Regions from separate parts of the Homo sapiens genome. Here region 2 is linked to region 1. The links are chromatin contacts, found by Hi-C or POLR2A ChIA-PET in ENCODE. All regions are on one chromosome and are shown on one strand. Each heading gives the region's core, a stretch centred on a gene start or an enhancer-like site at or near the end of the contact. The rest is flanking DNA. Distances are from core to core; before and after follow the strand shown. Region 1 overlaps LOC124909415 (a long non-coding RNA gene). Region 2 overlaps LOC101926953 (a long non-coding RNA gene).

Region 1 (2,705 bases), core at 103-2,602:
TTTTAAAATTATTGTTTTTCTAACTTTATTTCAGTAGAGTTAGGGAACATATTCTGATGTTGATTCATTGGAATTGTTTGAGCCTTTCTCTCTGTAATTGTTACAAATTTAATTTTTGTGAATATTCCATGTGAGCTAAAAAAAATCTGTTTTTGTTCTCTGGTCTCCACCCTAATGAGACTTTAGAAATTCTCAGCTGTAATCCATGATCCCTGGTCTAATAAAAAGAAGGGTGTAAACATGGACCTGACCTTCAGATGGGGAGGGGGAGGCAAAAGAACACAACTGAAAATGCTCCCCCAGCTACATTGAGGAGGGGTAAATGGTAGGAGGGAGCTAGGGAGAGAACATTTAAAGGGTGTTGACAGAGTTTAAATAGGTGGTGATAGGGACTTGAAGTGATAGCAAAAACAAAAAACAAAAAACAAAAAAAAAAAACCTCACAAAAGAAAAATAAAGACTTGGAGACTGACTGGGTCAGAAGGGCAAGAAGGAGAAGTTAGAAGAGTCAAGGATGATTATACAATTTAATTAAGTGTGTAGGGCAAGGATGAGGGAAGTCAGGAATCCAAGTTCAGATATGAGTCAGAGATGTAATTATAAAAGCACAGGCAAATGTTCCGAAGGAGCCCAGAAAAGCAGAAGTAAAAACTCCCAGTGTCCTTTCAACTGGGGAAGTTGCACTCTGCCTTCTGCTACTCTGCTAGAGCATCACAAGTTTCCCTGAGGGCCCCTGACCTCTAACCCTCATTTCCAAATCTAATGGTCTCCTCAGACAAGTATTTTTATGAAAATAAAGCCAAATAACATTGCGCTGACTTTGTCAGTCTGTTTTTTTTATTACACACTGGATTTCCGGGGAGGGGATTGCCCTCTTCATGTTTCAAGAGCCAATGCAATCTGGTTTTCTTTATATTCCCACTACTGCACCATCAAGTTGCAATCTAATCAACTGGAGATAGTGGCTGATTAATTCCCCGTAGAGTGAAATTTAATTCTTTCATCCTGAGTGTTAGTAGATGGCTAAATCAAGGTTCTACCAGGTTTCTTCCTGCATTTTATAACCTTTTGGGTCTCCTGAATGCTAAATCTAATCTCCCCTCTCCTGAACTTTCAAAAATTTTTTTAGGTCTTTCCATGTAGAAAGTATACACATCAAAACAGATGTGCTGTGTATTCTCTGCTTGGCATGTGGGGAGCCTAAACTATTTCAGCCTCAGGATTCTTATGCTTTTAAAATCCTGGGGAGTGGAGTAGAGGGCAGAGTCCCTCTCCTGCTCTGCCTCTCTGCTCCTCCCCTGGGCTTGTCCCTCTGCTCTCCCTAGAACCTGTCTCCAGCAGGCCACTTCCTCTGTGACAGCTTCAGGCATCCCAGCTGCATCTGTCCTTGGCTGTCATTCTCTGCCTGCAGCCTGCAAGATGCTTCAGCAACTCCAGTGAAAGTGCTTACATTCCTGCTCTGGCAGTGGGTGGGGAAGTCTTTTTTTTCTTCCTCTCTTTCTTTCTTATTTTGTTTTGTTTGTGTTTTTGTTTTGTTCAATTTACACATTCCTGAGCTGTCATCCTGGACCTCCCCCTCCCTGCAACAACTGTCAGACCCCCCTCTACAAGAAGACAGAGTAAACCAGAAACAAACAATGTACGAAGAGAAATTTCAAAGACATTCAGAGAAATGTGTTACTTCAAAGGCAGTAGCAAGGTCCCCCTGGAGCTCATTATTATAGCTGGTGAGATAAGGCAGGGAGGGAGCTGCTCAGTGGGCTCCCAGGGGATGGGAAAAATGGAAAAAAAAGCTCACGAGTAGTTCAGTTTAGCCATTTTTAAAAACTATCAAATCTATATATCCATCATAGATAAAGAAATAAACCTTGCCCCTTTTGTGGTCTCCAAAAGCTGTTCACTTTACTTGATATCCCACTGACACACCCCAAAACCATGAGTTCTTGAGAGGAGAATGTCTTATCCACTGTGGAATCAGTACAGCTATAGGGAAAAGAGACAGAATGGCAGGGTTAGAGGCCACACCTTGCTGAATAACAGTGGTTCGGATAATGAAGTGGAAGAGGAGAGGGGCTACAGCACCCCTAGCCTCACGCTGTACCTTAGGATGGAGAGCCATTGAGGCAGCCATGGGAACCCCAGCTGCTTTTACTTTTGGGGAGCTGGTTTTGTTTTAGCAGCAAAAGTTAACCACTATAAGAATGTATGTTAGGTAAAATTGACCCGGAAGGGAACACCTATTCCAGTAATAATTGATCTTTCACGTACTTTAGATTGTGCATACCTTTATGTTGAGATTGTGCTACCTCTTCTAGAGGTAGCTTTTTATATTTTTATCTCAACATAAAGCTTTTTATATTTTTCCCTTCAAGTTTATCTTGTTCATTAGATTGTGAAATTTAAGGTCGAGGAAAAAGATTTTTGTATTTTACTTTTGTTTTGTTTGCTTTTTCATCTCCAAACTTCTCAAGGAGTCCAAGAAGTATGAAATATCAACTAAAATTGTTTTTGAACTTAGAATATTTTATTGCTACCTTATTCAGATTTATTTTTTAATATGGATGCAATAAATTGTGTGTTTTTGGTATCAAGTTCCGTGTGTTTTGATAAATACGGAGTAGTATAACACCACTACAATCAAAATACAGAATATTTCTGTCAACCCATATGCACACACATACACAACACACACACACACACACACA
Region 2 (2,866 bases), core at 262-2,761, 690 kb before region 1:
GTTGATACACACGTGTACTGCAATTAGAGAGCCTCCATCCATAACCTCTTCCTCCAACTTACCAACTAGATGACCACGACCTCATTGTTGTGGGGATTAAGACATTAATTCATGGAAATAGCTCTGATTCCCTCTGAAAAAAAATAGTTAAGTGTCCAAGATACTAGTTTTTATAATTAAACCTCACACAGGATTGTAAAGGAAATTTTCACATACTTTTCAGTGTCTTATCATTACTGCTGTCACTAATGCTGCCATCATTCTATACAAAAATTATTTCCTCTGGGGCCTTTCTGCTTTTGACAGTGGTGATGGCTCTATAGATTAATTATGGAGCTTTGCTTCCACACGGCACCACATGTTTAACATTCATATTTCTTCCTGAAGGAAAAGAAATATTTTTGACTAAAGTTTTTAAACTATAGTATTTAACTGCTGGTTTGCGCGATTCATCAAGTGTTTTCATAATCTGGTTACTCTCTTGGACTTGTAGAATTTCAAATTAGGAAGGCTAGAATTGTAAATTACTTTTGCATATACAGGCTGGGCCATATGTGTAAAGGAAAGTAGAAAAAAATTAAAGAAATGTCTTAGATTGCTGAAGGGAAATAAAGCATCCACAATTCAGAATTGCTTCAAATTATGTGGCTATTTGAGTTTTAAGTTTTATTCTGAATGATTTATTTTCTCAAATGCATATTAGACCACCAAGAGTCTTAGACTTGTGAGGATCTCAGGTCATCTGAACCTAAACTTCAGTGCTATGCAGTTTTATGTGTCATCCTTCTCTAGTAATGAGCTAGCCTATGTCTGAACACTTCCCTCAAATCCAAGATAGTCTTCATTCTGTCTTTGGATGAATTTATTAGAAAACACTTTCCTCTTTAGACCTCTATTCTCGCTTCTGGTATTTGCCAGCCTTGATCTTTTCTCTCCTCTGTGAGACTCTCAGTTGTAGCTTTGGAATTCTATTCTTGGCTGGGCACGATTGCTCACGCCTGGAATCCCAGCACTTTGGGAGACTAAGGTGGGTGGATCACATGAGGTCAGGAATCCGAGACCAGCCTGACCAACATGGTAAAACCCTATATCTACTAAAAATACAAAATTAGCCAGGCGTGGTGGTGCATGCCTGTAATCCCAGCTACTTGGGAGGCTGAGGCAGGAGAATCAATTGAAGTTGGGAGATGGAGACTGCAGTGAGCCGAGATCATGAAATTGCACTCCAGCCTGGGCAACAAGAGCAAGACTTTGTCTCAAAAACAAAATAAATAAATAAATAAAATAAAATAGAATGCTATTCTTAAACACTAAATATATTTCTCTCTGCCTTTCACATTCATCAAATGATTGAACTAATGTTATTAATTCTCAATATATCGCCTACGTAACTACTAGGAGTTTACTTGAGAACTTGACTAGATAACCCAACATACCTACTTCTGCAAAAAGACACAATCTTAGCAGTTCATGGAGGGGAGAGGGCAGACATGCTGTTTCACTTCCCCTAGCAACGTTCTGATTCAATTTTGATTGAGCAAAGTTATGCCAGGACAAATAGCTGCAGATGTTCCTTTTTTCAGAAAAGTATCACAGGACTGTACTTCTTTTAAAATAGTTTTTTTTTTTTTCTTAAAGTGATTACCTGTTGTTCTCTCAGGAATGGTCTTTCCTAAAGAAGCTCTGGCTTGCACATTGATTTCAAATTACAAAAATAAAAACTGAGAAGAAGAGAGAGAGAAAAGTGAAGAAAAGAGTAGAAGGAAAGAAGAGAGGGAGACAGGAGGAAATGGGAAAAGAAAAAAGAAGAATTAATTGAGATTTATCTTGGATGTAGAACTAACCTAAATTCATAACTCAGAGAGTAAAAAGATTTAAGCAAAAATAGTTTTGATTCATAATAGGAAGCTGAGCACTTTATACGTGGCCAATGTTGTTCTAAGGGCTTTAAATATATTAATCTTCCTAGTCTTTCCTAAACCCATTGAAGTAAGTTTGATCATCCCCATCTCTGCAATTGAGGCAACTGAGATGCAGAGAGGTCAAGTAATTTGCTTAAAATAACTCAGCTAAGAAATGATGGGGCTGGGAATTGAGCCCAGGAAATACTCTTTCAGAGTTTACACTTTTAATAACACCTCCACCAACAACAATAGCGAACATTTACTGGTCATTACTAACTATCAGCTGCTCTTCTAAATATTTAATCTCACAAAAAACTCTGGAGCAAGTCAATATTATTATTCCCTATACGTAAAGAAACAGAGGCATCAATATGTTAAATCACTTACCCACATTCACACATCTAGTTAGTGGTGGTACTGGGATTCATATCCAGCCCTGCCACTATGCTAGAGAGATAAATTGTCACCAGGACCTTCAAGATAATGGTGGTCTTGTGGATAAAAAGGGTAAGCACCTAAGCACTCAGCATATACTGCACTCCAAAATGGTGTGTGAATATTTAGCCACATATCCGTGAGTAAAAATTATCATAATGCAATCTGATTACAGAAGCACAGACAGGACACTGAGTAGTTTATCTGATGAGGGACGATAATTTTTGTCTCAGAAAGTCTAGATTGAAGATATATAGAGCAGACAATTGAAAAAGTGAAGGAAGGAAGCAAAGGTTTAAAGAGCTTTCATTTTCTAGTCAAGTTGTCTTAAGAAGGAGATAGTTCTGGAATTTGGGGAAAGCAGAATGGCTAATTGAGGTTGAACATGAATCTCTATAGAGCCAGGAACCCTGATAAGTCCTGTACTAAGACATTTTTAGGGTGCTCACCTGATTCTCCTTGCACCTTTCTCTACTCTTTTATGTTTAGGCTTTATTCTTATCCCAGTTAGATTTTGAGAAATTGAG

Evidence for each region. A loop is a pair of places that touch in the nucleus more often than their neighbours do. ChIA-PET counts read pairs that join two places held with the same protein, here RNA polymerase II (POLR2A). Pooled maps may share reads with other maps.
Region 2: a loop to region 1 is called in a pooled map, with 5 times the contacts of the local background. The contact joins two enhancer-like sites. A Hi-C loop is called at or near these places in 2 of 168 maps with a recorded cell type or tissue (dorsolateral prefrontal cortex and spleen), 2 of 37 single-sample maps with no recorded cell type and 2 of 50 pooled maps. POLR2A ChIA-PET finds 5 or more read pairs at or near these places in 1 of 52 experiments (OCI-LY7).

What each region holds. Positions count from the first base shown.
Region 1 is chr3:117,034,583-117,037,287 of GRCh38, reverse strand. All of the region lies in intron 1 of LOC124909415 (a long non-coding RNA gene), which reads left to right. Among named protein-coding and RNA genes, the nearest start is that of LINC00901, 110 kb to the right of the region's middle. Within about 2 kb of position 1,352, at least 8 of the 41 ENCODE cell types and tissues checked have a DNase peak (open chromatin) inside an H3K27ac peak, as active enhancers do.
Region 2 is chr3:117,721,681-117,724,546 of GRCh38, reverse strand. The region is part of intron 1 of LOC101926953 (a long non-coding RNA gene); the gene reads right to left. Among named protein-coding and RNA genes, the nearest start is that of LINC02024, 32 kb to the right of the region's middle. RefSeq lists a silencer at 1,386-1,555. Within about 2 kb of position 1,511, at least 2 of the 41 ENCODE cell types and tissues checked have a DNase peak (open chromatin) inside an H3K27ac peak, as active enhancers do.